Linked DNA regions of Homo sapiens: all the other regions are linked to region 5. Evidence: chromatin loops called from intact Hi-C (ENCODE). Cell type or tissue: endothelial cell of umbilical vein. All regions are shown on one strand. Each heading gives the region's core, and the rest is flanking DNA. Links, peaks and the distances in the headings are about the cores only. Region 1 has its middle 19 kb from the start of LINC02695. Region 2 has its middle 86 kb from the start of CCDC83. Region 3 has its middle 26 kb from the start of LINC02695. Region 4 has its middle 9.5 kb from the start of LINC02695. Region 5 overlaps PICALM (phosphatidylinositol binding clathrin assembly protein). Region 6 has its middle 42 kb from the start of LINC02695.

What was found. Hi-C counts contacts between places; a loop is a spot of excess contacts. Peaks named below come from ENCODE experiments on the same cell type or tissue, not always from the same donor. Only the 100,000 strongest peaks of a DNase experiment are listed, where the experiment ranks them.
Region 1: it touches region 5 in a loop (6-fold over the local background); 7 of 110 quality-filtered maps call a loop at or near these places.
Region 2: it touches region 5 in a loop (4-fold over the local background); 9 of 110 quality-filtered maps call a loop at or near these places.
Region 3: a loop joins it to region 5, with 6 times the contacts of the local background. A loop is called at or near these places in 35 of 110 quality-filtered maps.
Region 4: it touches region 5 in a loop (4-fold over the local background); 97 of 110 quality-filtered maps call a loop at or near these places.
Region 6: it touches region 5 in a loop (5-fold over the local background); 7 of 110 quality-filtered maps call a loop at or near these places.

Annotation. Positions count from the first base shown.
Region 1 is chr11:86,171,992-86,177,038 of GRCh38, forward strand. No RefSeq gene overlaps it. Among named protein-coding and RNA genes, the nearest start is that of LINC02695, 19 kb to the right of the region's middle. RefSeq lists cis regulatory regions at 2,487-2,984, 4,180-4,889. In endothelial cell of umbilical vein, for the core only: no CTCF peak of the experiment used is centred there; DNase peaks (open chromatin) are centred at 1,100 and 2,350; H3K27ac peaks cover 3,609 bases.
Region 2 is chr11:85,939,035-85,944,081 of GRCh38, forward strand. No RefSeq gene overlaps it. Among named protein-coding and RNA genes, the nearest start is that of CCDC83, 86 kb to the left of the region's middle. In endothelial cell of umbilical vein, for the core only: a CTCF peak has its summit at 2,500 (motif pointing right); a DNase peak (open chromatin) is centred at 2,537.
Region 3 is chr11:86,216,482-86,221,528 of GRCh38, forward strand. No RefSeq gene overlaps it. Among named protein-coding and RNA genes, the nearest start is that of LINC02695, 26 kb to the left of the region's middle. In endothelial cell of umbilical vein, for the core only: a CTCF peak has its summit at 2,193 (motif pointing left); a DNase peak (open chromatin) is centred at 2,170.
Region 4 is chr11:86,200,473-86,205,519 of GRCh38, forward strand. No RefSeq gene overlaps it. Among named protein-coding and RNA genes, the nearest start is that of LINC02695, 9.5 kb to the left of the region's middle. RefSeq lists enhancers at 1,738-2,238, 2,239-2,739. In endothelial cell of umbilical vein, for the core only: no CTCF peak of the experiment used is centred there; no DNase peak of the experiment used is centred there; H3K4me3 peaks cover 293 bases; H3K27ac peaks cover 454 bases.
Region 5 is chr11:86,039,325-86,044,371 of GRCh38, forward strand. The region is part of intron 1 of PICALM (phosphatidylinositol binding clathrin assembly protein); the gene reads right to left. It overlaps LOC124902730 (a long non-coding RNA gene), which reads right to left. Exons shown (of 2, transcript XR_007062822.1): 1 at 3,438-5,047; 2 at 3,065-3,204. Among named protein-coding and RNA genes, the nearest start is that of PICALM, 27 kb to the right of the region's middle. In endothelial cell of umbilical vein, for the core only: a CTCF peak has its summit at 2,749 (motif pointing right); a DNase peak (open chromatin) is centred at 2,747; H3K27ac peaks cover 1,321 bases.
Region 6 is chr11:86,149,168-86,154,214 of GRCh38, forward strand. It overlaps the pseudogene RNU6-560P. Among named protein-coding and RNA genes, the nearest start is that of LINC02695, 42 kb to the right of the region's middle. RefSeq lists a cis regulatory region at 2,098-2,608 and an enhancer at 2,199-2,699. In endothelial cell of umbilical vein, for the core only: no CTCF peak of the experiment used is centred there; DNase peaks (open chromatin) are centred at 2,604 and 3,144; H3K27ac peaks cover 1,947 bases.

The DNA.
Region 1 (5,047 bases), core at 468-4,467, 130 kb after region 5:
TGTGTATTTTCAAATAGTCAGAAGAGTGAATTTTGAATGTTCCCAACATGAAGAAATGAGAAACGTCTGAGGTGATGGCTATGCTAACTACCCTGACCCGATCATTACACATGGTATACTTGTATCAAAATATCACCCTGTACTTCATAAATATGTACAATTATTATATGTCAATTCAGAATAATAAAAGAAAAAGAAGAAATGGCCTTTGGCTCTGCTTGCTCTCTGTCCTTACTGCCACTGCCCTTCTTTAGATCTCCATCAATCATCTCTTGCCAGGACTACTCTAAAAGCCCCCTAAGTCCTTGGGCATCTAATTTGACACCTTCCAATCCTCTCCTCTGCTGCTAGCATGCTCTCTTTAAAGCTGATCATGTTAATCCTCTTCTCTGAAATCTTTGACGGACTGTTGCCTACAAAATAAAAACCACACGCCTAAGCATATCCTCTTATACCCTTAACAATTTGGCCATTACTTACCTTCTAGGACTCAATAAATATTTGATGAAAAAGTGAATGCTCTCCTGCTAGAAATCCTGTTAACAACATTCCCCACACTTCTTATTTAAGAGTCAAGTTTAGTGAGTGTCCCCAATGCATTGAATTTTAACAATCACTATTTTATCATAGGATAATAGAAACAGTTGGAACATAGAGTTGAGTCCTGCATTTGAATGCATTTATGGCTTTTTCTCTTTATATAAATCTGGGCAAGTTAATTCCTGCTTGTGGGCCTCAGTTTCTCCATTTGTGTAAAAGAGGGTAAACAAAAGATCTCTAAGGCCCTGCAACCCATGTCTGTACTAGTCCCTGACACTAGCATCTCTTTGAAAGAAGGAACCAGGAAGGTTAGTCCCTAGCCTGCCAGAGATGTGTGCCCACAGCTAATTCCTATACTCAGTAGCTTGAAGGCATCCTTACTTTATCACCTTTAACCCTTCAGCACTGTGTCTTGTAATCTCCTAACTGGGCCCTCACTGAGTCACAGTACTGGGGTTTTAATCTTCTATATAACAGCATCTGAAGCTGAGACAATGGAGCTCTCAGAGCCTTTAGCTATGATCTTATCTTCTGATCAAGATTTTCTTGGCTTGTGATTGCTCAGCCATGATGGGGTGGAGAAAAGCCCCTACGCTAGGAAGTGCTAGTGCTGACTCAGCATGCTGCAGGTCTGGAATTGGAGCAGAAACTTGTGTGGACCAGCAGGGACCTTGCAGGCTTAAGGAAGAAAGAGAGGAAAGGGCCAGGCAAACCTAAGAGAAACAATCCTGAAGGCAGAGATTTCAAGACATGCAAAACAGCAGGGTTTCTGTAAAGGAGAACTTCTTTACTGAGAACCTCCCGTATAGTAGACACTTTAACCTGGGCTACAAATCTGCAAGGCAGGTATTATTATTATCCCATTTCACACATGGGGAATCAAAAGTTCAGAGATTAGTCAGGTGCGGTGGCTCATGCCTATAATCCCAACACTTTGGGAGGCCAAGGTGGGTGGATCACCTGAGGTCAGGAGTTTAAGACCCGTCTGGCCAACATGGTGAAACCCTGTCTCTAATAAGAATACAAAAATTAGCTGGGCATGGTGGCACGCGCCTGTAGTCCCAGCTATTCGGGAGGCTGAGGCAGGAGAATTGCTTGAACCAGGGAGGCGAAGGATGCAGTGAGCCATGATCGTGCCACTGCACTCCAGCCTGGGTGACAGAGCAAGACTCTGTCTCTCTCTCTCTCTAGCAAGACTCTGTCTCTGTCTCTCTCTCTCTCTCTCACACACACACACACACACACACACACACACACACTCTTCAGAGATTAACTTTTCCAGAACCACATGACTAGTAAGTAGCTGTGGGGTTCAAATGTAGGTCTCCAAAGGTCTGTGCCCTTTCTTTCACACACACTGAGAGGCATCTGAGAGGGACTTAGGAAGTCTTGAGAGTAAAACTAGATGGTCAGTGAATGCCCATTGGATGGCAATTTCAAGCAAATGGACAAAATAGTAATGGGATAATATTGAATCCTAAATCACCAGCAGTAACTGTGAGAAAGGTAGAATTACAAACTCCCTGCTAAATAGCTTTAGGTCATAAATGAATGTTATCCTTTGGAGGGCACAAAATGAAGTGGTTAATTCCTTGAACACCAATGTGACTAATAAGCAAGCCATGGCATCCGTCATCTCGTCCGCACAGCTGTCTGGGTAGGCTAATCTCTGGCTCAAGGCCCTGGCTCCTGTCTGCCCAGTGGCATGCTGCACTCTGATCTCCTGGCTCCACAGTGAGCTTGACATTTCTGCTGAGTCTGACTCACTTGCTCCCAGCCTCAATTGTTCTGTGCCAATGCAGACTTCTTTTACAGTTGGCCTACTTAGAAACACAGGATGTTAGTGTTGGAAGGGAGATCCTTTAGAAGTCACCTAGTACAATCCCCACACATTACAAATGAGAAAACAGGCCCCAGATGAGGCTTGGTGATGACGTGCCTAAATTCCGGTCAGTTTAGTTATAAGGCATGATAAGACCTCAGCCACATGGCCCATAGGGAGGAAGCTGGGAATGAGCAGGACTGGAGCTGGCAATGCTGCATCAGCTGTAGGACTCCTAGGGCTGGGGTGGAGCACAGGGAGTGGATCCAGCTCCTTGGAAGAATGAGTTGGGTTAGGGAAGCAAAGCGTCAGGAACCCAGCCAGGCAGTGTGGAGTTCAGGGTAGCACTTTTGAAATGTGTGGCTGGGGAGAAGAATGAGGCTGAAGGTCAGTTGTGAAGACTGGACCAACATGCCCAGGAGGGTGAGGGGGTGTGAAGAAAAGTCACAACTTGAGGCTATCAGGGTGTGCAGAGTTCACCAGAGATGTGATAAGGTCCAGAGCAGTGGCAGCACACCCCACCCCCATGCTGAGTTGTGGCTGGTGCACTTCTGCCCTCTTTTTTTTTTTTTTGAAATGGAGTCTAGCTCTGTCGCCCAGACTGGAGAGCAGTGGCATGATCTTGGCTCACCACAACCTCTGCCTCCTTGGTTCAAGCGATTCTCCTGCCTCAGCCTCCCAGGTAGTTAGGACTATAGACGTATGCCACCACACCCGGCTAATTTTTGTATTTTCGATACGGACAGGGTTTCACCATGTTGGCCAGGCTGGTCTCGAACTCCTGACCTCAAGTGATTTGCCTGCCTTGGCCTCCCAAAGTGCTGGGATTACAAGCGTGTGTCACTGCACCCAGCCACTTCTTGCCCTCTTTAGGAAGGTTCCAGCCTGAAGCTGGAGGGAGCTGGTGATTTCATATCATAGCCAAAGAGCTGGGGAAGACAGCACTAAAGAACACCATCTATTCTGCCTCCCAAATGTCTCTAAGGTGTCCTTTACCTCCATTTCTACTGTCACCACCCTGAGCCCTGGTTGTCACCCACCTGAATTATTGCAACAGCAGTTTAGTTAACCACTTATCCTCTGCCTGTACTATTTCTAAAGCACTCTTCTCATTGCCACCCAAGCAGTGTTTCTATGACGTGAAGATGTCACTTGCTTTCTATAAATGTTGGATGGCTTGCACTGCCTAGCAGGCTTTCTCTCCTGGGCTTCCATGTGAGAACCAAGCCCTCCAGAAAATTATCTGAGTGACTATTTCAGGTCTTTCCAGGATGGTACATAGTTAATACCATTCTAGGTGTACAGGGGAGAGAAATTTATTTGTATGATAGATGTCTTAAGTCATCAGGGCTTAATTTTTCTGGTGGAATCCTGATTGGGAAGGGCTGGATAGAACAAAGCCCAGATATATGAACCTGGCACATTAGATCCTACATGACTTCAGCCCAGTGTTCCTTCTAGCCTTATCTCCTATTCTCCCCACTGTGCATTCTGTGCTCCGGTCACACCGAACTCTTGCCATTCCTTCATCTAGCTATTCTGTTCATCTGTTAATGTTCCTCCTTCAACCTGGTCTCCTTCTTGGACTTTAAAATCTTAGACATCCATCATTCAAGACCAAGCTCAGATGTCACCTCCTCTCTGCAGTGGTGCTTTCTACAGCCTTCAAAGGCACATCAAATTGTTCCTTCCCCAATGTGCCAATAATATTTTTGTATGTGTGTACCACTTCATTATTCATAATTGGAGGTTTACAAATCTGTGTGACTTAAAAATTTTGAGTTTCTGCACAGCAGGGAACATCTCCTCCACCCCCTGACCTGAATAGATGTTTGTTTAACTGAATGGCCTGAAGCCCACTAGATAATCAATGATAATGCTAATTCTGGAACACATGACTTAACTCTTATTCCATCATTATTTGGGTTTCTATATATGACTACAACTAGATCGAACATGAAGTATGTCACTGTCAGATATGCAGCTGTGCATGGTGATAGTGTGGGCTGGGAGAAGACTTTCTGAATAATTACTGACACAATGAGGGAGTGAGACCTGGCAGATCTAAGTGGGAATGGGGAATGGAGCCAGAAAGATGTTAGATAAGGTATAGGGGTAGACTTCATCAAGAGGTATGCAGAGGACCAATTTTATAATTTCTACAGGAAATAAGAAAAGGAAAAAAGAAGAAATAATTAGTGGTGGGGTTAAGTGAAGGAAATATGTCAAGAACTAATGTCTGAAATGACTCATCAAATCTGAAATCTGATAAAGGGAACTTACATTTGCGTAGTGTAGAATATCGTCACATAGATGATCTCATTTAATTCTCAGAACAACCCTGAGGTGGAGGGTGGGGTGCGTGGAGGGCAGGTAGGGAGTGTTGCACTGTTGTTACAGTCCTCTCTTTACAGAGGAGATGACCAAAGCTCAGAGAGCAGAAATTACATGCCAAACATCCAGTGTCCCTAAGTGATGCAACTGGAACCAGAGACAAGTCAGCCTGTCTCCTGGTCCAAAGCCACATTCACCTTTTTTTTCAGAATGGGGAGGCAGCTCCTCTGATCTAAAAGCTGAAAGTCTTCATAAAATCAAATAGAATGGCTAGGCACAGTGGCTCATGCCTGTAATCCCAGCACTTTGGGAGGCCAAGGCAGGTGGATCACCTGAGGTCAGGAGTTCAAG
Region 2 (5,047 bases), core at 300-4,299, 100 kb before region 5:
CACTGAAATATGTTTTGCCAATATTTATTAAACCTGAACATGTATATACATATACTGCATGACACGGCAATTCCACTTTGGGCTTTATATCCAACTGAGATGAATGCTTATGTTCACCAGAAGACATGTACAAGACTGTTCCCAGCAGCTGTAATGATAATAGCCAAAAACTGGAAACAACCCCAATAACTATCAGTAATAGAACCTGTAAGTCAATTGTGCTATTCTCACTACTAAGCACTCAATAAAAAAAAAAAAAAGTAAATTGTGCTTAGTCACACTATGGAATATCACACAGCATAAAGAAGAATAAACTACTGACACGTGTAGCTATAATATACAAGTGAATCTTACAGATGTAATATTGAAAGAAGGCAGACATACAGTATGATTCAATTTAATAAAGCTCAAAAAGAAGACAAGCAACCAATCTATGATGATAGAAGTCAGAACAGTGGCTATCTTTGTGGTGGGTAATGACTAGGATGAGACATGAAGGGCTTTTCTGGTAATCTTGATCTGAGTGGTAATTAACCTGGGTGTGCTCACTTTGTAAACATTCATCAAGCAGGACTCTTAAGGTTTGTGTATTTGACGGGTGTATCTTACACTTCAAAATGGAGTGAAGTTGCCATTTTTTAAAGAATGGTAAACTTGTTATAGGTAAGATTTATCTCTATTTTTCTCAGGAAAAAAAAAAAACTTACTTTCCACTGGGACAAATCAAACAGCTTCTAGTAACCAACAAAAACAGCCTATGTGGCAACTCACTGATTTCAGCAGGTCAACAGAAATTGATTTTTTCTCTCACACTTGGAGAGTTCGGATCATGATTTTAAAGCAAGCCAGTCATAACATGTTAAGAATCCCACCTAATTTGTTAGTTGTGGCAGTTTTTCCTTCACAGTGTGAATTTGAGTCAGAAGAAAATATCAAGTGACTATATAAGGAAAATGGCTGTGCTTCCAAGACAAGGATACCCTCTCTCACCACTCCTATTCAACATAGTATTGAAGTTCTGCAAGGGCAATTAGGCAAGAGAAAGAAATAAAGGGTATTCAAATAGGAAGAGAGGAAGTCAAATTGTCTCTGTTTGCAGATGACATGATTGTATATTTAGAAAACCCCATCCTCTCAGCCCAAAATCTCCTTAGCTGCTAAGCCACTTCAGCAAAGTCTCAGGATACAAAATCAATGTGCAAAAATCACAAGCCTTCCTATACACCAATAATAGACAGAGAGCCAAATCATTACGGAACTCCCATTCACAATTGCTACAAAGAATAAAATACCTAGGAATACAACTTACAAGGGATGTGAAGGACATTTTCAAGGAGAACTACAAACCACTGCTCAAGGAATTAAGAGAGGACACACAAAAAAAATGGAAAAACATTCCATGCTCATGGATAGGAAGAATCAATATTGTGAAAATGGCCATACTGCCCAAAGTAATTTATAGATTCAGTGCTATACCCATGAAGCTACCATTGACTTTCTTCACAGAATTTTAAAAAACTACTTTAAATTTCATATGGAACCAAAAAAGAGCCCGTATAGCCAAGACAATCCTAAGCAAAAAGAACAAAGCTGGAGGCATCATACTACCTGACTTCAAACTATACTACAAGGCCACAGTAACCAAAACAGCATGGTACTAGTACCAAAACAGATATATAGACCAATGGAACGAACAGAGTCTTCAGAAATAACATCACACATCTACAACCATTTGCTCTTTGACAAAGCTGACAAAAACAGGAAATGGGGAAAGGATTCCCTATTTAATAAATGGTGTTGGAAAAACTGGCTATCCATATTCGGGAAACTGAAACTGGACCCCTTCCTTACACCTTATACAAAAATTTACTCAAGATGGATTAAAGATTTAAATGTAAGATGTAGAATCATAAAAACCCTAGAAGGAAACCTAGACAATACCATTCAGGACATAGGCACACCCTAATTGAATGGCTGATGGTGGCCATACAAATGGTATGGAATGACACCAGAGAAATACCAGAAACTGTGAGTAAATGGCAGTTGTATACAGATTTGGTGCAAGTAATTTGGGAGATGGGTATATGGCAGGCTATGTTCGATCTGAATACCTGAGGGCCAGATGATGAACGCTTTACCTCCCACATGAGGGACCTTGTATTGGGCTCTGCCCCGCCAAGTGCCTTCGGCTCCCTGGCCGCTCTCCTCACTCCATATGTGGGGTGCCACATACTTGAAGTGACTACTGCCATGGCGGCCCTTGGGGAAGCAAAGGGCCATTAGTGGGACCTAGGAATCTACACCATAAAAAGGGGAACAGTACCCCTTCTGCAGGGTGCCACCTCATGGGACAAAAAGGGGCCCCAGTGGATGACCCACATGCCACCAGATATAGATTGATTTGATTTTGGATAGGGTTGACCAAGAGAAAATTGATAGGCAACCCAATGAAGTGCCGTTAACTTTGTAGAGGCAACTGTCCCTGGAGCAGCAATTCCAGAAAATGCCCAAGAGGTGGCAGGATGATGCTGCTCAGCTCAGTACCCCCGGCCACTCCATCTCAAGCACTACTTGCAGATGGATGGAGGTATAGAAATTTTTGTGTTTGATAAGGGAACTGGCCGAGGTGCTCGGCTTGGGGGAACACTGGACAACTGGAGGCCACAAGTGGAATTGACAATCCACTGGTCCCCCACCAACATACAGCGGGTGCTGGTGCTGGTAGACACTGGCACAGATTGTACTCTCGTCTGTGGGAACCTGGATAAATTTCCAGGCAAGGCTGCATATATAGATGGCTATAGAGGTCAGTCAGTGAAAGTGAAACCTGCATCTTTGCACCTTGGCATTGGCTGCTTGGCTCCCCACTTATAAACTATGTTTCTCCCATACCTGAATACATTTTGGGGGTGGATACTTTACATGGCTTGGCTTTACAAACCACGGATGGGGAATTCAGACTCCAAGTATGTGGGGTTAAGCTGGTACTCCACAGACATACACATCACTAGCTCCATGTCCTGCCACAACCCTTATGGATTACTTCCACGTGTCAATACCACTTGCCAGGTGAGCATACAGAGATAACTGAGACTATTAAGAAGTTAGAAAAGGTGCAGATAATGTGTAACACCTACAGACCCTACAATTTTCCAGTATGGCCAGTCAAGAAGCCTGATGGAACTTGGCAGATGACAGTGGATTATTGAGAACTAAATAAAGTAATACCCCTTTTACATGCAGCTGTACCCTCTATCATGGATTTGATGGACCCCTTGACAATGAAGTTGGGAGAGTACCACTATGTGGTGGACTTGGCCAATGCATTCTTCTCAGTTGACATTGCTCCAGAGAGCCAGGAAGTTTGCCTTCACATGGGAAGGGCAACAGTGGACTTTCACAGTGCTGCCGCAGGGCTATATGTGTAGCCCCATCATACATCATGGTCTCCTTGCCACGGATTTAGCCGCCTGGAAGTGTCCAAAGGGAATCCACCTATTCCATTATATTGATGATATTATGTTAACCTCTGATTCTCTTGCAGGTTCAGAAGTGGTGGCACCCCTTTTACAACAACATTTGGCAGCATGAGGTTGGGCAGTCAACAAATCCTAGGTCCAAGGGCCTGAACTGTCTGCCAAATTATTGGTAGTTATCTGCTTGGGTAAAACAAAGGCTATACCAGAGGCCATCACTGATAAAATTCAGGCATATACCCGGCCCACAACAATGAGGCAACTACAGACTTTTGTAGGCCTCTTGGGATATTGGTGGGCATTTGTACCCCATTTGGCTCAGATGGTAAAACCGTTGTGTCAGTTGACAAAAATGGGAACTACTTGGGATTGGGACAATGAGGCTGAGATGGCTTTTCTGGCAGCCAAGTGGGCCATACAGCAAGCACAGGCCCTACAAGTAATTGATCGGGGCGCCCATTTGAACTTGATGTGCGTGTGACCACAGATGCTTTTGGCAAGGCCTATGGCAGCACACAGAGGGCTTTAGAATACTGGCAGGCTTTTGGTCCCAACTTTGGAAGGAAGCTGAGCTCTGGTATTCATTGATAGGGAAGGAGTTAATAGCTGCATATGCCACCCTTCAGGCTTGTGAGAGTGTGATGGGACAAACAACAGTAGTCATGCCTGTAGATGACTTACCCAATAGTGGGGTGGGTACCTTCACGGGTAATGACCCTCCGGACTGGGATGGCACAGACATCTACCTTAGCAAAGTGGGGAGCCTAGTCAAAACAGCAGAGTACCCTGAGTAAAAGCCCCTTATCAGCAGAATTACAAGAAGTCTTGGGACCTGTAGTCCTGATGCAAGATAAGGCCATGGGTCAACCTGAGGCACCCTTAAACCCTGAGCCATTACCATTTAAAGAGGGGCAGGCACCTCTTCCATTCCCAGTGGAGCATGGTATAAAGATGGGTCCAGCCAGGGTGTTACTGCTGCCTGGACTGCTGTTGCGGTCCAGCCTAGTATTGATACCATATGGTTTGATACTGGAGGTGGACAAAGTCAGTGAGCTGAACTCGGGGCAGTATGGATGGTGATCACCAAGAAGGAGACACCTATGGTAATCTGCCCCAGTAGCTGGGCAGTTTACTGAGGCCTGACCTTGTGGTTAACTACCTGGAAGTTACACGATTGGCTAGTTGGTCACTGGCCCATTTGGGGCCAGGCCATGTGGCAAGACCTATGGAAAGAAGGATGACCTCCTCTGACCAGGTATGGGGACCAACAGTAACCTGTGGTTGCCTGCCCTAATGCCCCTAAAGGCAGGGGAACAAAAAACCTGGCTTTGAACATGGACCCTTCAAGTCCCCCATTGCCAATGGTTGGCTATGGTAGCCCTCTGGGGGGAGGGCCTACAGTATGATTTACATGTCACTCCTTGGGTATTCAATATATGGCTTCCATGATTGACCGTTCGTAGGGGAATGCTCAGGGAAGGAACCCCCCTCCTTGTATTGTCTGTATGGCCTATTGTGAGCTCCCCAGTGACTTTGGCACAAATACAGGACACAAAGAAACCATGGGGAGC
Region 3 (5,047 bases), core at 399-4,398, 180 kb after region 5:
TAAATGAAAAAAAAAGCTACAAAACAATGTAAATTTTGATGATTTTTGTTTTAAAATATACACACACATAAAGTAAAAAATAGTGAAAGTGCATGCATCAAAATGTTAATAGTAGCCGGGCCTGGTGGCTCACGCCTGTAATCCTAACACCTTGGGAGGCTGAGGCAGGAGGATTGCTTGAGCCCAGGAGTTCAAGACCAGCTAGGGCAACACAGGGATACCTTGTCTCTACAAAAAATTTAAAAATTTAGCCAGGCATGGTGGTGTGTGCCTGTAGTTTCAGTTACTCAGGAGGCTGAGGTGGGAGGATCGTTTGATCCTGGGAGGTTGAGGCTGCAGCAAGCCACGATTATGCCATGGTACTGCAGCCTGGGCAACAGAGCCAGACCTTATCTCAAAGAAAAATTTTAAAAAAAGTTAATAGTGCTTACCTTTGAGTTGTAGAATTATGACTAATTTTTGTTTTACATTGTATTTCTGGTGTTTTCAAATTTTCTGCATCAATTACTCATAAATTTTATAATGAGATAAAAAGATAAGTATTATTTTTAAAAATAAGAGAGGCCAGGCATAGTGGCTTATGCCTGTACTCCTAGCACTTTGGGAGGCTGAGGCAGGAGGATCACTTGATCTCAGAAGTCTGAGACCAGCCCAGACAACATAGTGAGACTCCATCTCTACAAAAAAATTATTTTAAAAAAATTAGCTGGACTTGTGGCATGCAACCACAGTGCCAGCTACTTGGGAGACTGAAGTGGAAGGATCACTTGAGCCTGGGAGGTCGAGGCTGCAGTGAGCCATGATCGTAGCTACTGTACTCCAGCCTGTGTGACAGAGCAAGACCCTGCCTTTAAATAATAAATAAATAGAATAAAATAGGAGATATTAGAAATTAGAAGTATGTAAATGATAGGATAAGAAGTTATTGTGTTAGAACCCATAGGCCTTCATATTAAATTATTTTAATATCAGATGGCATGCTAGAATAATAATGTGACTCCTATAACTGGAACCATAGAATAGAATTTTTTAAATGCTCTCTGAATGTATAAAGAAAAAATAAGATTTAATTGTGACATTCTGACACCCACATGCTAGGGTAAGTTCAACACCTGTGCAGGCTGCCTTCCCTCCCAGACAGTTGTGTCTGAACACCACCGTGGACTAAAACTAACAAAACTAACAATTTATGATATTGGCACCCTTCTTCCCTATGTCATTCACAGGTCTGCTTCATTCCTACGGATTAAACACCTCTCCAGGATCCTAGATTCAAGCCATTGCTTCTCGCATTTCCACCTTCTCACTCCTAAATTAAATGAGGGCTGGCTCTGTCCAAGAACACAATCTTTACTTTGTAGAGAAGGTATCTACCTCACAATTGGCTTTGCATTTCTCCAAATTCCAGACTTCTGCTGGCAGGATGTTCTAGTCCCAAAAGTGACTCCTGGCGAGGCCAGATTCTGTTCCCACCATAAGGGATGGAGCCTCACAAATATGCAGCTATGTGCCTTTGTAGTCTCAGCCTCTCAAGAGTACATTTTCTTTAGAAATAGTTATCCATCTCTGCCTGTTGGTAATCACTAATTAAAGGTTTGGGTAAGATTTCCTCGCAGCAAGAATCCTGCTATGAATTTCCTTCCTCCTAAATCTTAGTCCCTTGCGAGACCACACCAGATGCCAATCTTGTACAATTAGGAGGTGGATTCAGAATCTGCCAGGATTCTGAATCCTGCATGTGACTGCACAAGCTTCTCATCCAACACATACACAGAGGACGCTGGACAAACGCCTATGCTTTGCTGCCAGTTCATGCTGGGCTCCAAACCCTATCAGATCTCTTGCCTCAGCAGCTGGACTGAACAAAGTGGACTCCCTGAGGTTACTTTTGCCCTCCTGACTTGAGAACGTCCCAGACACCAATCCCAAGGCAGTGAAGAGATGAAAAGATGAAAGCATTACAAGAGTTAACAAAAGCCGAGTCGCCAGAGGTCACTGACGGGGAAAGTCTCTCAGCCCACTTCTGTTTATAACCACTTTATTCCTTCAACAGAATCCCCTGCAGAATCATTTCTCTAAAACCTCCATCTATATCTGAAATCCCCATTTTGTCCTGGAGTCTCTTCAGAGATCTTTTTTCTTTGGAAGGAAGGACGGAAGCCTTGAGCACCCCCTGGAGGTAGGCGTGTGCTAGTAAGCGTCTCCTTGGACTGTGGTTCTTTTTGTACCAGTTGGTAGTAGCTTTCGTACCAGTTCGTTGATACTTTTGTCACCTGGATTGCTGACTTTCGCTGGTTTCCAGTGCTGCCTCTAGGTGACCTATCTACAACTTCTATGACAGCTGACTGTCATAGGGGCTTCCACCTTCTTTGTATTCTAGCCTTGATAAGGGGAAGGATCCCTTGCCCTGCTGCAGAAATAAAACAGCCTGTTTCTCAGCCTTGTCCTCCATTTTCTCCTGTAAGACAGTTTGTTACTCATACAATTCTACTTGACATCTCTCCAACTTGCGTTGCTCCCTTCTTCTGTATCCTTATTACTGCTCTTCAATTTGTGTAAAATTATTGTCCTACCTTCAGCCCTTATCCTTATGAAAACCTTTTCCATTCTTTAAAAGCCCAGTTCACTGGCCACTTTCCCCACACCTACCTCTGAAATCCTGTAAAACTTATTTACAAAGTTCTTATCATACACTGCCTTGTATTTTAGTTATATCTGTATATATTATCTTACTGTATCCAACCAATTACCCAGCACGGTGTCTAAGATGCAGTATTCAGTTAATAATCATTAGATAAAAGTTGAATTAAGTTGTTGAGGGCTGTTTTCAAACACCCAATTTTCTAAGAATAGAGAAAACATTACTGTTAAAGATGAAAAAATACAAAGAAAGGAAGAAATAGAAGAAAGAGATGGGGCAGACAGAGATACAGGAAAGAATGGTGACTATGTAACTATAAGTCATGACGAATTCTCTCCTGAGAATACCAGTATGTTATAGAAAGAACACTGACTAAGTGTCAGAAAACTCAGCTCAAGTCCCATTTGGTTTTTAATGAACTGAATGATCACTAACCTACTCTCTGGGCCTCAGCGTTTTCTCTAAAGAACCAAAGCAGTGGGTTATATGACCTCTGAAGTTTATTACCATGTTGACATTGTATGACCATCTCTCTATTCAAGCATAGTGGTAGGATGGCGCTCAGATTGCACCTGTCACAGAGACTGGCATACTATGTGTGCTAATAAGTGCCAGTTCCTCTTTTCTTCGCACATAATGGAAATATTCTGCAACATTCTCAATTTTAATAAGGAGAAAAGTTCATCTTTATCCATTGAGGATAACATGGTAAAAGAGAATTGTACTACGTATTTAATTTAATTTTATGGAAGAATTTTTCAGTGGTTAAGTCTATTTTTAATTCCAGGTCTTGCCATATGCTGTTTCAAGGGGAAGCTTCTATTCTACAACAAACTACTTTTTGAGTCAAATGAAGAACTGAAAAATAGTTAGGCTTAAACAAATTCTTAGTCAACCACATCATGGTCTGGAAAGACACAAAAATCATTTGGCAAAGATTGCTCTAAATACAGTGAGAAAGGAGAAAGGCAGCAGGTGATGCCAATCAAAAAGGAGAATGCACTTTGGGAGGCTGAGGCGGGTGGATCACAAGGTCAGGAGATCGAGACCATCCTGGCTAACACAGTGAAACCCTCTCTCTACTAAAAATACAAAAAATTAGCCAGGCGTAATGGCGGGCGCCTGTAGTCCCAGCTACTCCGGAGGCTGAGGCAGGAGAATGGTGTGAACCCGGGAGGCAGAGGTTGCAGTGAGCTGAGATGGCGCCACTGAACTCCAGCCTGGGCGACAGAGCTGGACTCCGTCTCAAAAAAAAAAAAAAAAAAAAGGAGAATGACTTTAAATAAGATATTAGGAGATTCTGGAGAATTAAACTAAAGTTTTTGGAACCTATGACAATTGCAGATGTTCAGATTAATATGTGTAGGAACAACTTTTGTATCCGTGATTTTAAAGGAATAAGGAGTTCTATTTGTGGGACTTTTCACATTTACTAAACTTTAGTTCTTTATTTTTCTAAAAACTGATTTAATTTCACTATTTTATCAGGATGTTTTCCTGACTTACTTAAAAGAAGTCTAAACTACCTGCCATTCCTGCAAAAACATGGTGTTCTTTCACTCGTCTGTGTTTTTGTGGGTGCTGTTTCCTTCTCCTGGAAGTCCTCCCTCCTATTCTACCCTCCAAAACCTATTTTAAATCTCTGTGAAGACATGCTGTACTCCAGTCAGCAAAGTAAGTTGCTCCACTGTGGTCCACCAGTCTTGGCTCATAGCTCTCTTATTTTCATAATCACTGAGGCCCTCACTGGGTGAACACCAGTTACACCCAGTTGGGCATCAGTGTAGGATTTGAGGAGGAAGCTGATTAGGACACCAGCACTCAATTATAAGAAGCTAGGAGCCTTTCTTTATTGAACATCTAATACTATTATCTGTTAAAAAACTTTATTTAATGTTTTCCTCTGATGCTGTTCTGAGTATATTCTGAGAGGCTCTTAATAGAAGTGAAATTGTGTGGGGGAGTGGGGGGGGGATCTACAAGAGGAGGGTGCTGAGATAGGAGGGTAAAGATAAGAAACTCCAGTCCCAGAAGTCTTTGCAAGATGCAAGATCTAAGTTTACCCATTCCCATATTCTCACTTAGTTGACCTTTTATGGTTCTTCAGATTTCAGCTTCCTCAGGAAAGTGTTTCATGATCTTTCTTTTGAGAACAATCACAACATCATAAACCTCTCATCCATAGTATTTAACATAGTTGTAAATGTATCTGTATATGTGATTTTTTGATGGGCATCTGTTTCCACTAGCAGACTCATGAAAATAGAGACTTATATCTGGTTTTGCTCACCATTATTCTCTAGGATAAAACCTGGTACATAGTACGATTTCAATATTAGCAGAGCAAATTAATATTTTTGCATAAAAGGCAGTAGGGTAAACCAAATTGAAACATGGATTTGAAGG
Region 4 (5,047 bases), core at 637-4,636, 160 kb after region 5:
TGGGGATATTGGTAAGGATCCATTTTCTTCTTCCTATACCCGCTGTTCTAGGAGTTGGGTAGGAACATGTCCCTATTGACCTACCTCTCTTGAACCACCTATAATTCAACCAAGGAGTTTGTACTCTGGAACCTTCCTCATTTCTCTTGATTCTGGTTTTCTAAGCTCCTGACATTAAATTACTCTCTTATTTTTTCTCCTTGGTTTGATTTGTGTTCCTGGCTCTGATTCCCAATTATTCCAAAACATATTAGTTTAATGGTTTGGCCCTACATTAAACCTTACTGTGAACGACAGCCTTAAATGCCCCCTCAATAAGGGCTTTTTATCTAATATAGACCCTGCATCACATCATTGCACCTAAGCTGCCTATGATCTAATCAAGGATACATGATTTTTAAACACTAAACAAAATATAAGGTTGAATAGGATTAAACTGTAAAACATCTTGCAGTTAACAAAGAAAAGGCAGTAAAATGCAGTGGGAAAGAAAATGCATTCGAGACATCTGGATTCTAGTTTTATTTGTCACTAACTGGTTGCAGGACTAACCAAGTCTCTCAACCTCAACTATAAAATTGAAGGATTGTTCTATATGACTTCTCAGAGAACTTTAAACTCTGTGACTAGTGCTATGTGGGTAGAGAAAGGGAGGGATCTCTTTGGGTGGGATTTGTTGAGTAAGTCTTCTGGGAAAAGAGGAAAAGGGATATAAGGTGAGCTTTAAAGATGTGTGGGATTTTTTACTGGGAAGATGAAAGTGAGAGCACTTGCAGAGTTGGAGGTAAAAATGTTGGTAAAATAAGGAAGGAGGAATGAGCAGAATGGCTCACGGCACAGCAAACACCTAACACGCCAGCCTGAGCACAGCAGCTGGTAAGCAGTGGGAGAGGCCTGGAGGGGCAGGCTATGGTGAATGCTGTTGGACACAGGCTGAGGGGTCACAGAGGATCTTTGTGGAGAGAAGATTAGTCTGGAAAGAGTGGGCAGGATGGAGGGGTGGGAGAATATATTGGAGAGGAGGAGAGGAGTTTATGACCATGGTCCAGTTATGAGTTAAATACATTTGGACTAGGGTAGCTGAGATGTGAGTAGAGAAAGTGGTAAATCTGAGAGGCATTTTGAAGCAGAGATTGAATAAAGAGGAATAAGGAGGAAGTGATCTAAGTTAACTAGCAAAGCTTGAGGGGAGATTTTGTTAACAGGAAGGGGAAAGGAATTTTTTTGGGGGAGGTTTGGTCTTCTAGGGAGTTTCATTGTTTCATTCTTAGACATGAACATGTGTGAACAGTTGTACTGGGAGTCTTTTAAAATATGTACATTTTTGTAGGCAGTTAGAAATGTGAATATTATTGTCAAAACAGATAGATGAGTTTCTAAGTGTTCACACTGAGGCAGTAGTTGAAACTGTAAAAGCAGATGCTGTGTATGAAGAAGAATATTACAAAGAGAAAGACATACAATAATTAGAAGAAAGAAATTATTACACATTTTATAATGCTTAACTATTTAGCTTTACATTTTATTTCTAACTTAAATCCAACTCTTATAGTACTCCTTTGACCTGTCCTACAAATTTATCTCTCTCAATCTTTTTTTTTGCATAAATATTAGCAATCTTTTCCTTTTCTTTGTGGGTAACTGTATTAGTAAAGACAGGTTAGCTTATACTAACACTCCAAATCTCAGTGGCTGCAAGGTATTTCTCATACACTCTACATATCTGTCACTTCCCCTCACATTTTATTGGCCAATGCAAGCCACACAGCCATATAAATCCTCAAAGGAGGTGGCAGTTTGATCCCCCAGTGTACATTAATGGGAAGAGTGGGACTATTTGTGAAAAGTTCTAATGATAACCATAGTAACACACTTTTTTCCTTAGACCGTTATCTACAACCATGCCTCCTCCACCTTTTTATTTGTACCGTCACTAAAACGTTTTCAGTATGAACGTTTTATAAGCAGCAGTATGGTGGCATAATTCTGTGGCATAATTCCAAGTTGTTTCTGCTTCTTTGCTCTTTTCTCCTTATTTTGATGCTGTCTTCCTTTGGTTCCATGACAGGCTCTCTTCTTTTCTTCCTTTCCCTATTCTTAGAACTGAAGAGACTCAAGGAAATGCTACAACGGAATCAAAACAATTTTATTTTATTTTTTGAGACGGAGTCTCCCTCTGTCGCCCAGGCTGGAGTGCAGTGGCGCGATCTCCGCTCACCGCAAGCTCCGCCTCCCGGGTTCACACCATTCTCCTGCCTCAGCCTCCGCAGGCGCCCGCCACCACGCCCTGCTAATTTTTTGTATTTTTTTTAGTAGAGACGGGGTTTCACCGTGTTAGCCAGGATGGTCTCCATCTCCTGACCTCGTGATCCGCCCGCCTTGGCCGGCCTTCCAAAGTGCTGGGATTACAGGCGTGAGCCACTGCGCCCGGCCTCAAAGCAATTTTTACCCCATCTCTCCTCCCTGTGGTTGGTTCCACTTCTCTTCCTTCTTTAGCAAGAGTCATTTCTTCCCCTTTGAGTCCTGCTGCACTTCCTTCTTTTTCTCACTTCCATGTCACTCAGAGGTTAAGGCAGTTGTAGAGCAAAACAACCAGCTGACAAGCAATAGATGTTATGCAATTCACCATTTATTCTGTGCAACATTAATTAGCTGGTTGTCCTGATTTTCACAGCCTGTGCCCACCCCATACATTGTTGACTTCATTACTTCTAATAAGAATTAATCTTTTTTTCCATTTGAATCCCACAGAATGTGGTTTGAGTCTCTAATCTGATTATTACAGTCTGCCCTTCCTCAGGGTTATTTTTGTATATGCTCCCTCACTAAATCACAACATCCTTATAAACAGTGATGTGCACATAATAGATACTCAATAATTGTTAACTCACTGATGAGTCCTAAATTTGACTAACTTGCCATTGGTTTTGGTAACATTTGGGTAAATCTTGATTCAGCAATTGGCACTCAGACTTTTGCTCATATCTAGAAAAAAAGGAACATATATAAATAGAAAAAAATATTATCTGTTGAAGACCTTTCTATTTTTCACCCTCCATATTAAGATTGTAGTACTATTGTTTGTTTACAATTCATACCACACCTGCTTTCTAAGAGGCTTTAAGTAGACGTATTAGGCAATATATTCACTTATTCATTAATTCATTCATTCACTGATTTACTCAATAGTCACTTAATGAGTCCCTATCATAGGCTAGGGATAGGATAGAAAGTCTAATAAAAGGTTGGGCATGGTGGCTCATGCCTGCAGTACCAGCACTTTGGGAGGCTAAGGCTGGCAGATGGCCTGAGTTCAGGAATGCTAGACCAGACTGGGCAACATGGCGAAACCCTGTCTCTACTGAAAATACAAAGTGTGGTGGCACCCACCTTTAATCCCAGCTACTTGGGAGGCTGAGGCATAAGAATCACTTGAACCCGGGAGGCAGAGATTGCAGTGAGCCAAGCTGGCACCACTGCACTCCAGCCTGGGTGACAGAGTGACACTCTGTTTAAAAAAAAAAAAAAAGTCGAATAAAATGTGGTAACCTCTTTCAAAATCTGGGAGCAGGGGGGAGACACATAAGTAAAGCAATTGCTACTGTGCCATAAACACTGTAGCCTAAAGGAGAAGCATCTAAGTGAGATTGGAACTTCTTGGGAGATGCGACCCCTGAAACTAGCTTTGAGGTTAAGAGGAGGAGATAGCTGGAGAATTGGGGATGGTGGAGCAAGGGTTTTTATGAGAAGGAAATGTGCCATGTGCAAAAACTGAGATGGGAAATAAAATTACATGCTCCAGAAACTGCTCAAGAAATTCAATAGGACAGATCCATAACATCCTAGTTGAGGAATGGCAGGAGACAAGCTAGTGAAATGAACATGTGTCAGATCTAAAAGCATCTTGTGTCTTAAAGTAAGGAATAGTAACATCAAAGCTATGGAACACATCGAAACTCCTCTGCCAGGCAAGTGGGGTCTCAGATGCCATTCTGGGATTATACTTACAGAAGCTGGGTGTGGTTATGGGTAGGGTAAGACACTCCCCATAATATGCATGGAATAGAACTGAGAGGATCTGAAAGTGAGGGCCCAGGGGACAAAGCTAGGATTAATTCAAAGCTGACAGGAAACCAGAAATAATTAATATGAAACATGACCAGAAAGTACTAAGACATAGCAAAGAGGAAAAAATGCAGGGTCAGAGGCACAGCTTAGCATCTTTTTGTTGTTGCTGTTGTTCAGACAGAGTGTTCAGTCTGCTGCCCAGGCTGAAGTGCAGTGGCGCAATTTCAGCTCACTGCAACCTTCACCTCTTGGGTTCAAGAAATTCTCATGCCTCAGCCTCCCGAGTAGCTGGGACTACAGGTGTGCACCACCACACCCAGCTAATTTTTTGTATTTTTAGTAGAGATGAGGTTTCACCATGTTGGCCAGGCTGGTCTCAAACTCTTAGCCCCAGGTGATCTACCTTCTTCAGCATCCCAAAGTGCTGGGATTACAGGCATGAACCACCACACCCAGCCACAGCTCAGTATTTTAAAGCCACCTTTTCCCTTTTTGAGCTCCTTGAGCCAGTGTCTGGATGGTAAAGGAATATTTTGAACTGATTTGGACCTAAGGCTATCCAAGTATTTTAAGCAGAAGAGTGATAGGGCCTGTTGTTGCTCTTTTAACTCTAGACACACAGCATCTTGCTATGTCCTGTGAGCTCTACCCCATATGTGTCTGGCCCAGAGAAAGTCCTCAATAAATATTTAGTGAATGGCATGGACTTGCTACTAATTGTTAAGCACAGGAATGTTTTGTTTAGTCTATATTAGGTGAGTATAATGCTACAAGAAAACTGATTTCATAGAAACCTACAAGAATTTACTCTTCTCTTTTATTTATTGTAATAAATGTCCACTAAAATTATGTTATTTACCAGCCATCCAAATGTAAAATTAATCTTTTTTTTTAACAGTATCTCAGACATACACATTTAAAGCATACACATTAAGGAATAAGACAATAGAAAAGACACCCAAAGAAGTAGAACCAACTA
Region 5 (5,047 bases), core at 532-4,531:
AGGCTGTAATGTACTATAATCATGCCTGTGAACAACCACTGCCCTCCAGCCTGGGAAACACAGTGACACTCTGTGTCTAAAAAAAAATAAATTAAAATAAATTTTAAAAGGCAATCCTCCCCCCACCAGAAATGTAAAAATAATTCTACCATTTGTAAAATTGCCAGGTAAAATGACAGCACTTTCCCTCTCTAAAAACTATTCAATAGAAAAACTGCCATAAGTCTTCACAAATCATCTCATTATCTGGTCTGTTTATTTTAACAAAGTTCTTCCTGAAGAAGGTAACCTGAAAAGACCTCCAACAATGCTAGTTTCAGGTGCTTATGAAGAAATAAAAAATTTAACAGAGGTAAGTATTCCTGGGAATATATACCACATAATTGCAAAATTGTGTTGGGTGTCTTCAGAACTTTAAAAAGCAACAAAATCATTTTGGGAGGCCGAGGCGGGCAGATCACGAGGTCAGGAGAGCGAGACCATCCTGGCTAACACGGTGAAATCCCATCTCTACTAAAAATACAAAAAAATTAGCTGGGCATGGTGGCGGGAGCCTGTAGTCCCAGCTACTCAGGAGGCTGAAGCAGGAGAATGACATGAACCCGGGTGGCGGAGCTTGCAGTGAGCCGAGATCGCGCCATTGCACTCCAGCCTGGGCGACAGAGCATGACGCCGTCTCAAAAAAAAAAAAAAAAAAAAAAAAGGCAACAAAATAAAGTTATGTTGCAGATGCAGAGATCAGAAATATAGAAATATACATGAGGAACGAAAGAAACAAACTGTCTTAGTGTTATAAGAATGGATGGTGATAGTCTGTGAAAAAATTTCTAATGTAAATTAGAAAGATCTTACACAAAAGGAAAGATGTTATATAACTTTAAAAAAGGGGCTGTGGATGACCAAAAAAACACAAAATATCCAATATATACATGAATGTAAAATGAGTCAAATGTCATGTGGTGAGGTATGTATGAGTGGCGAAAAGAAACTACTATTTTAAAATCACAGATTACTTCTCTTTCTAATAACTTTTTAAAATTTTATTGATTTATTTTTATAGAGACGAGGTCTCCCCCTCTGTTGCCCAGGCTAGTCTGGAACTCCTGGGCTCAAGGGATCCTTCTCCTCGGCCTCCCAAAGTGCTGGGATTACTACAGATGTGAGCCACCGCACTCAGCCAGATTACTTTTTATAGTAATCTTTCATATGTATTCTAACTAGTGAGTTTCAATATTATGAGGCTGACTGCTTCATCTATATCCCTAACATTTACATATTTAAATAGGTTAAATAAATAAAACTTGAGGGGCTGTCAATGTCTCTGGGAAAATGCAGGCTTGCTTTATATTTGGGGTTACCTTACATTCAGGTACAAACAGTATAGGTGTATATATGTTTAAGTGTGTGTATATATTCCAAAATGCTTTAAGTGAGACACAGGATGAAGCCACACACTTTCAGAGCTATCCCTTTTGCTGGAAATGACCCGGATGCAATTCAAATAAACAATGGATTCACCTAAGTATATGCCAAATACTTAGATATACAAAGCTGAGAAGATGCAAAATTTCTCCCCTACTAAACTGAGGTCTTTGGGGGTAAAGATACAGCCTCACAATACATTATGGTGATTGTAATCTGTATGTATAGGATTCAGAGATGGCAAAAAGACCAGGCAATTGTTTTGGAGGGGAAAGCAAATTTTCCCTGGTTTCAATTTCATACTCTCTTAACTCATCATACAATAGTTACAGCACTTTTCACACTTCATTACAATTACTAGCTCATATATCAGTCTCTCCTATGAGAGAGCTCACTAAAGGCAGTCCATGACTTCTTCATCCTCAAATTGCCAGCACCTAGCAGGATACACCTTAAATATTTATTAAATTAATACTAGTAAATGAAATGTAACTTAGAAGACATCTGTAGAAAGCAACAATATTCTATTTAGTCTAAGCTTCAGTGCAGCAAATTTGGAAAAAAATATATTAGCAATCTAGAGAGCAGCATAATTGCTTTTTCAAGTTTATACCACCCCATATTCCTCCTCCTGCCACTATACTGATATTATGAACTACCTCAATAAAAAGCCTCTACTTCAAGAACGGAACACAGAAGAGATTTTTTAAAAGGCATTTTCCTGGCAGAGAAAGGACTGACATCCTTTTTATTTGTGGCAGAGGAAAGATGAGGAACTGAAAAGGGAATATGTAGAGAAGAAAGAATTCAGATAGAACTGGGTACACAAAGCAAACTCCTAAGATACTATATATTAATATATGTCTGAAATTTAGCCTCTTAAGTCATGGCTGAACCCAAGCCAAATTTACCGAACTGTTCAAACTTTAATTTTAAAAGTGCAAACTAAATTGTTTTAAATGAAGTCATTATGTAATTGCTCTAAAATTTTAATCAACACTGAAAACACATTTTTCAGATCAGTCTAATCTACTGTCTCTTAAAATTATCTTTCATTTGTCTCTTTACCCACTAATGTCATAAATACAAAAACTCTTAGAACAAAAGTGGAAAGTTTAAGTCATGAAAATGCTCTATAGAAAAACATATACTCTTGGAATACTCTGACTTCACTGCCACTGACTTGTATTTTCAAATGAAAGAGTTGTTCCTCCCCCCTCCTCTGATTATCAAAATGTTTTAAATTACTACGTAAGCCTTCTTAATATAAGAAAGTGTAAACCTAGAGCTTTCCGTTGGCATTCTGGTAAACTCTGCATTCCTACCACTAGATGGCAGACTGTACAGAGGAACAACAGGACCCTGGCAAGAACACAGATGCATTCAGGCTCATCTGTAAACCACATTCTTAAATCTGAGATTGTTTAGGATTCCATTCTAGTACTCTAAAGTGGTGATTTTCAAACCTAGATACCTTAGGCCCATCCTAGATTCCAAATAAGGATTACTGTAAGGGATGAGGAAAATCATATTTTGGTAAGCACCATCTCAAAGATTTATTACTTCTATGTCAATTTTAAATTTATCAGAAATACAAGACAATAAAAAGCTACTTAATGGAATAAAAACTCATCACTTAATATAAGAATTAAAAATTTTATTTAAACAATAAGAAAACAAACTGAAAGTATTACAGTGCTCCAACATGAAAAAATAACATATTCATGGTATAAATTACATTCTCTTCTTTGAAGATCTTAAATTTCACAATGACAACCCCACCTATAGGAAAGAAAACATATTAAGTATCAAGTAATTTAAGAACAAATGCCAAAATTACAAACACTTTTTTGTATTACATGCTAAGAACTTACTAACTGTTCGTTAGCCCAGTTAAATATCATCAGGACTCTCAAAAAAAAAAAAAAATCTAGTACTGGATCAGAAAAATACAGAAACCTCATTTCCTAAGCAAAATGAAAGTCAACTAACAATACATTGAGAATACTACTTACCTCCACCAATGCTGTGAACCCAAGCAGGGTCCAGAGTGGGGGCAGAAAAATTCTCCTTTCTTTCCAACAAGACAGGGAAAAAGAAACCAACAACTGAGAGGCTCTGCAAGTGCAGATCAGAGTACTATAAAGGAAAAAACATTTATGGTATAATATCTATAATTATTTATAGATAATTCTGGAGAGGTTAAAGGAATTGGGACTAAGTCTGGAGAAAAGTACGTTATTAGTTAGGAATGACCAACCGTCCTGGTTTTGCTGGAACAGTCCTGGTTCACACCTGTTGTCCAGGGTCCCATTCAGATAGCACACCCTTTCACTCTTAAAAGTGACCCAAGTTTGGATGACATATTACACATCACCTTAGTTATAAGCACACTAATAAAAGTTTACATGTAGCTAAGAAATTAATACACTACCAGTAGCAGCTATTCACAGTGCATTTGCATTTTCCTTTTATGAGTGCTATATTCTAGTTCTTAGCCTCCTTAAAACACAAACATGCTTCTATTCTGCCTACTTTGCCCTCTAACCCCTCTACCCATGACCATTTTTAACAATAATCTCTGCTTCTGTTTTTTTCACCCCGGGAAACTCATCTAATTTCTTAACCTCAAAGAAAATCTCTATGCAAATCATTCACAAATTTCTTCTCAGAAAAATCAATCTAAGGTCTTCTGGGGGAGTTAGAGACATTAGAATTTTTCACCTCTGTGTCCAAAAACATCTCACGTTTAAAAAACAAGAACATGGTCTCAACTATAACCTAAATGTCCCATTTTTGTTTTAATTAATAACACTCATTCTTAACTTTGTTAAATTCTCAGGAATCCTGTCTCTTTGTATCTTCCACAATGTGACACAGCGCCTTATACATGTGTTCATATGACAGCATAAATATTTGTGGATTTGTAAGTGAAACAAAGGCTCATTTCTCCACTCATAAGATCCAGGAGACAGAAGTAAGGGTAACAGCGAAAAAGCCTTCCCTGTAGGTAGGTTAAAGTTTTTCGTTAAGAGCCAAACCCATGTCTAAATTAAGTAGGAATCCAGAAGATTTTTCATCTCTTCTCTTAAAAATTTTTAAATTCTGCCCAGTCACAGGGAATAATGGATTGCAGTTAGACTCTCTGCCAGAGGCTCCCTCACTCAGAAAACACAAGTTCCGTTCCATGTCCCCAATGCACACAGAACAACGAGAATCTTTATATTCCACTTTCATGAAGCTTTGCAAACCTCAGTAAGAACAAACAGAAATCCCATTTATTCTAGTATTAACTGCATACTATAATACGCCAATAGTGTCTTAGGAGTTAGAAATATACAATAGTGGACAAAGTTTCTATTATCACGGAGCTTATATACTAATGGGAGGAATGTAATCAGTAAACAAATGAACAAATAGATGGTGGCAAGTGCTAAAAATTTCTTAGCTCTTGGAAGGGATGGAGCTATGTGTTTGAGGGAGGTTGCTAGGAAGGAGCCCCACATAAAATGACTTTTAAGAATTATGGCAACAGTGGTAGTGTGTCACCAGTGGCCTGGAGGCCTATGGAACTGACCATCATGATCAACTACCACCTTCCACATAGTGAGTAAGTGTGAAGGCC
Region 6 (5,047 bases), core at 535-4,534, 110 kb after region 5:
AGAGGTCCTCCCACCTCAGGCTCTTGAGTAGCTAGGACCACAGGGGTGGGCCACCATGTCCAGCTAATTTTTTTTTTAGAGATTAGGGTCTCACTGTGTTGCCCAGACTGGTCTCAAACTCCTAGCCTTAAGCAGTCCTCCTGCCTGAGCCTCCCAAAGTGTTGAGATTATAGGCATGAACCACTGTGCCATGCCCAGTAGTGCTTTTAATAGTGAAAAGTTTGAATTACCTAAATATCCAGCAATAGAAATATTACCAAATCAATCATGATACAATTTCAATGGCAGAATTTAACAAAAATAATGTTGTTGAGGTATGTTCACAGATATAAAGAAGTTAGTATTTTATAGTTCCACTTAAAAGTAAGTAGATATTAATTACTATATTCTGAATTATCCCATTTTTGTTAACAAATATATGCACAAAAAGGTTTAAGATACCTTTATATAAGAAGTTTATGTAGTTTCTACATCAGCGGGATTCTGTTGTGCTTTCTTTTACTTCTCTATTTCCTAATTTTTAAATAAAAAATAAATAATAAGAAAACCCCAATTTTTAAAAATGTTAATGAAATGAGAAAACTGAACTAGGAACAAAGAGAGTAAGAAAGCTAAGAGGAAAAAATGTACCATGGTGCCATGGTGGATGGGGATAATAAAGAAAGTAGAGAAAAGACGTTCTTGGAATTGTTTTTTTTGAAAGAGATTTTCTTATTTTCCATAAAGTTAAGGGGAAAAATATTTTTGTTCTCAGAGTTTTTCAGTGTGCTTTCCAAGCCATCAAATTCCTAAATATAACCAAAGTTGATGATTTTACAAGTAAGCCAATATAAACATAGTAGATGTTTATATTTCAACATTAACAACGTGACATTGGAGCTGCAAAAGATCTTCCCAATTGGCCATATTTTATTTTTCTCAAAAGTTTCCATTTTCAGTCCCCTTTTAAAATACATCCAGTCCCCCCTCCCCACCCCCACTCCACCCCTTTGTGGCTTTAAAATTTCAAGAAAAGGCAGAACCAGATTAACATAGTAAAACTGGGGACAGAGCATGTGGAAGAAAGGAGCAAGAGGGAGGTGGTAGAAGGTTACGCATTTGGGGAGGAAGAGGAAGAGAAGGAATTTTTGCAGAGCCTTGCCTCAAAGAGGTACTACTCAAACTTAGTCAAATCATGTAGGCTCTTGTTAAAATGCAGGTTTTGATTCCGCAGATCTGGGTGGGACTCCCTGGTGATACCCATGCTTACTGGTCCATGGACAACTTTGAGCATCAAGGCCTTAGACTCTGGGACTTTGCTCTTCCACCCTGGTCACATTTCACATGGGCAGCCTCTGGCTGTGATAACCTCTTTCTTTCTAACCTAATAGGGTTTTATTTTATTTATTTATTTATTTATTTTTTTGTCAAAATACCAAATATTGGAAACTTTTCAGAAAGTAGTTTAACCATGAGCAAGGTACAGTTCAAGGTACTCTCCATGGAAGAGAGTAAAATGGGAAATACAATATGGAATGGGTAGAAGCCCCTGATATACGAATGTTATTTGTTATAAAGGGCGTGGTGTTGTGGAAAAAGCCCTGGACTGGTTGTCAACAAAACTGGCTTCAATACTAGTGATTACTAACTAGCTATATGCCCTTGTGCCAGTCATTTTTCTCTGGTTCTCTGTTTCCTTTCCTGTTAAATAAAATAATTGGTCTACATGGCTTCTAAAATCTTTTCAGTTCTGACACTTGAAGAATCTATAAAGGAGATCCTATATCAATAGGAAGGGAGGGAAAGGGATGTGCCACCACACGCGCAGCTGCCAAGGATCCTGTACATGTGGTATTACTGTGGTGGAATCTCCCATTTGTCTGCCCAGATGCAAAAATGTTATTGGAGTGAGAGACTGGGAAACTTGCCTGGTATGAAATCCTAGTACCCCAACTTCCTGCTTTTGGCAATTTAGAGTCTTGGGAATCAGTCCCAGCCCCTATAAAATAAGGCAGACCCTGTAAACATGCCTTCCAAGAGCCTCCAATGTAGCTCTGACAGCTTTCAAATTCTAAGCTCCTCAATCCTCCATTCTCAGGCCACCCTCAGGTTTCACCTCATTCCCCTGTACTGGTCAGCAGCCAAATTCTGCAGCCTCTTGAGCTTAAGGTCCCAGCCAAAAAGCCTGACTGCCCTCCTACTTGTGAACAAATCCCAATTCTTGAAGCAACCCCAGCCCTCCCCAACAGACTCCCTGCTGAACCCTGAGTCTCCCAGATACTCAAACTTAGTTCAGCCCTGTAGCAATCAAGCCTCAGGGATTTGGGCTGGCTGGAAGCTGACACTTCTCTGTTTAAGATAGTCCCATCTGCAGAGTGAGGATCAGCCCCTAAATTGATAAGCACAGGGTGGGAAAGCGACCTGCCCTAGTGAGATTACCCAGACTCTAAAGTAAGGTCCTGCAGCTCCACCTCATACCTCCATGGACACACACTCTTTGGCTTTTAAGTTATGAAACAGACCTGTTGCTATTCTAAGGAAGTCTCACAAGTCACCATATAAACATGCCAGCTTCAGGCAGCTTCCTGTGGTTTGCCAAAAACCAGCTGGGAAGGCAGCCAGACTCCCGCCACCGTCCTGGAACCCCCTCCTCTAGCAGACATTCACTCAGGGCATGACCTCCTGAGGTGCCCACTTGGGATGCAGGAACTTAGTGGCTGCTAGAGTTGTTATTTTTCCCTCCAGCCCCAGCCTGGGCTGGGCTGAATGATGTGGCTGGCTGGTACAAAGGCTGCTTTTTATAATGTTCTTCTTTGGTATTTTTGCTGTCTGGAGAGGGCTTCCTTTCCTCCCACAGTTAATTAGCAGCATCAAGCATTTCCCTTTCTCCAAAAGAAGTCTGTTCCCACCCATGAGGCCAGGCAGAGGAGGTGGCAGGTGTGGCTAAATGCCCCCTGAGGTTAACCTCAAACTTAAACTTAGAGCCCTACTTGGTTAGAAGTGATGTGAAATGCAGGGCTAGCTTCCATTCTGGGCAGAGTCGGCAAGTGGGCACACGTCCCTGGCAAGCTAGCATCCCAATCAGGTGAGGGGACAGAGAAGGGGGTGGGGAACCAATGTGTGTTTGACACATTTGTGAATTGTTTCTACAACAAAGACTTTTTTAAAACAACAGAGTGAAGCTTTATATATTTGAATGAGAAGCACACAGAAGGACCTATTGTCTGGAGGAAAAATTGCATGAGTAATTGTGCATGACTTCAGACTTCCCAGTTGAAATGTTAGGCATATTAAGGATGATTGAGGGCATTCCAGTGTTTTCAGTGTGGAGAAGAGGGAGGACAGAGCTCCCAGGACTAGGGGAGGGAGGCAGGTTGTGTAGCAAGACAAGGGAGGAAGGAATCTGAGGAACTCTGTACCCCACTTTGCTCTCTGGTTTCCATTTTTCCTCTATTTAATTGAACTGCCACCTCCTACAGGAAGCCTTCCTGACCCTATCTCCTTCCTCCACCTGTCACTCTAGGTGTTCTTCTTGATACATATCTCCTGTCTTTTCATTATTTACTTGACTATGATACTGTGGATGGGCCATAGAAAAGAGAGGATGGACTCCAGATGCCACTTCCTAGATGTGTTACCTTGGACAAGTTACTTAGCCTCTCTGTGCCTCAGTTTTCTTGTCTATAAACAGTAATACCTTGTAGGGTTGTTGAGAGGATTAAATGTGTTAAAACCCATAAGGAACTGAGAATAGTGCCTGACATACAGTGTGCACCCTCAATAAATGTTAGCAATTATTTATTTTTATTTGCATCCCCTCTTGTTTGCACAGGACCTAATATATCATGGGGCAGCTGTGTTCAACCCTCATATGCATCTTAATTGCTTGAGGAGCTTTAGAAATGTACAGGCCTGGCCTGGGCTCCATTAATCTATGGGTGAAACCTGGTAATGGTATTTTGGAAATGTTCCCTGGGTGGTTTTATTATGTAACCAGGTTGAAAACCAGTGTCATAAATGCTCAAGGAATATTTGTTGAATGAATGAATGAACCAAATGGGATCAGAAAGAACAAACCCCATGCTGGCTTCGGCAGCACATATACTAAAAATTGGAATGATACGGAGAAGATTAGCATGGCCCCTGCACAAGAATGACACACAAATTCATGAAGTGTTCCATATTAAACATATATATAGAGAGAGAAAGAACAAACCCAGGTTACCCCATCTTTAGGAATGTGAAGGCATGATGATTCTGTCTCCTTCAGAAAGTTGATTCTTCCTGAGACAGGTTTCAAGAGAAAAATATGACAGAGAATATAATGGAATACATGAAAGAAAGAATCATAATCCTAGTCATCTCAACATGAAAGTATTGAAGAAATAGAAAAACAATTGCCTAGAGCTCATATTAGAGATCAACAGTTATTTTCTCTTGCTCTCCCTTCTGTGTATGCAGATTTATTTCCTGGAGTTGCTATAACAACTCTAGCTAGAAGGTGAACTTTGACTTTTCCTCTAGTTTTAATTTCGATTTGCTACTCAATCTTTAATTTAGAGGACATAAAAATTTATCTCAAATAAAGCATTTGCACCACTCTAATGTATATTCATGCATGATGATAGCATAATTATAATTAACTGCTTTACCTAGTTGGTCCACAAAATTTAAACTGATTACTGCTTGTAGAACATTAAGTCAGGCACCTCAAAATGGAAATAGGAAACTAGGCCGGGGTGGTGGCTCACACCTGTAATCCCAGTACTTTGGGAGGCCAAGGAGGGCGGATTGCTTGAGCTCAGGAGTTCAAGACCAGCCTGGGCAACACAGGGAAACCCTGTATCTACCAAAAATACAAAAATTAACTGGATGTGGTAGCATGTGCCTGTAGTCCTAGTTACTTGGGGGGCTGAGGTGGGAGGATCACTTAATCCCAGGAAGTCAAGGCTGCAGTGAGCCATGAAGGAAAATTAAATTTAAGAAAAGAAGATGCTATATACAAGGAACAGTGACAAGGTGAGAAACTAGCAAACCTACAGTTGTCTAAGTAGTTTTTGATGCCTAA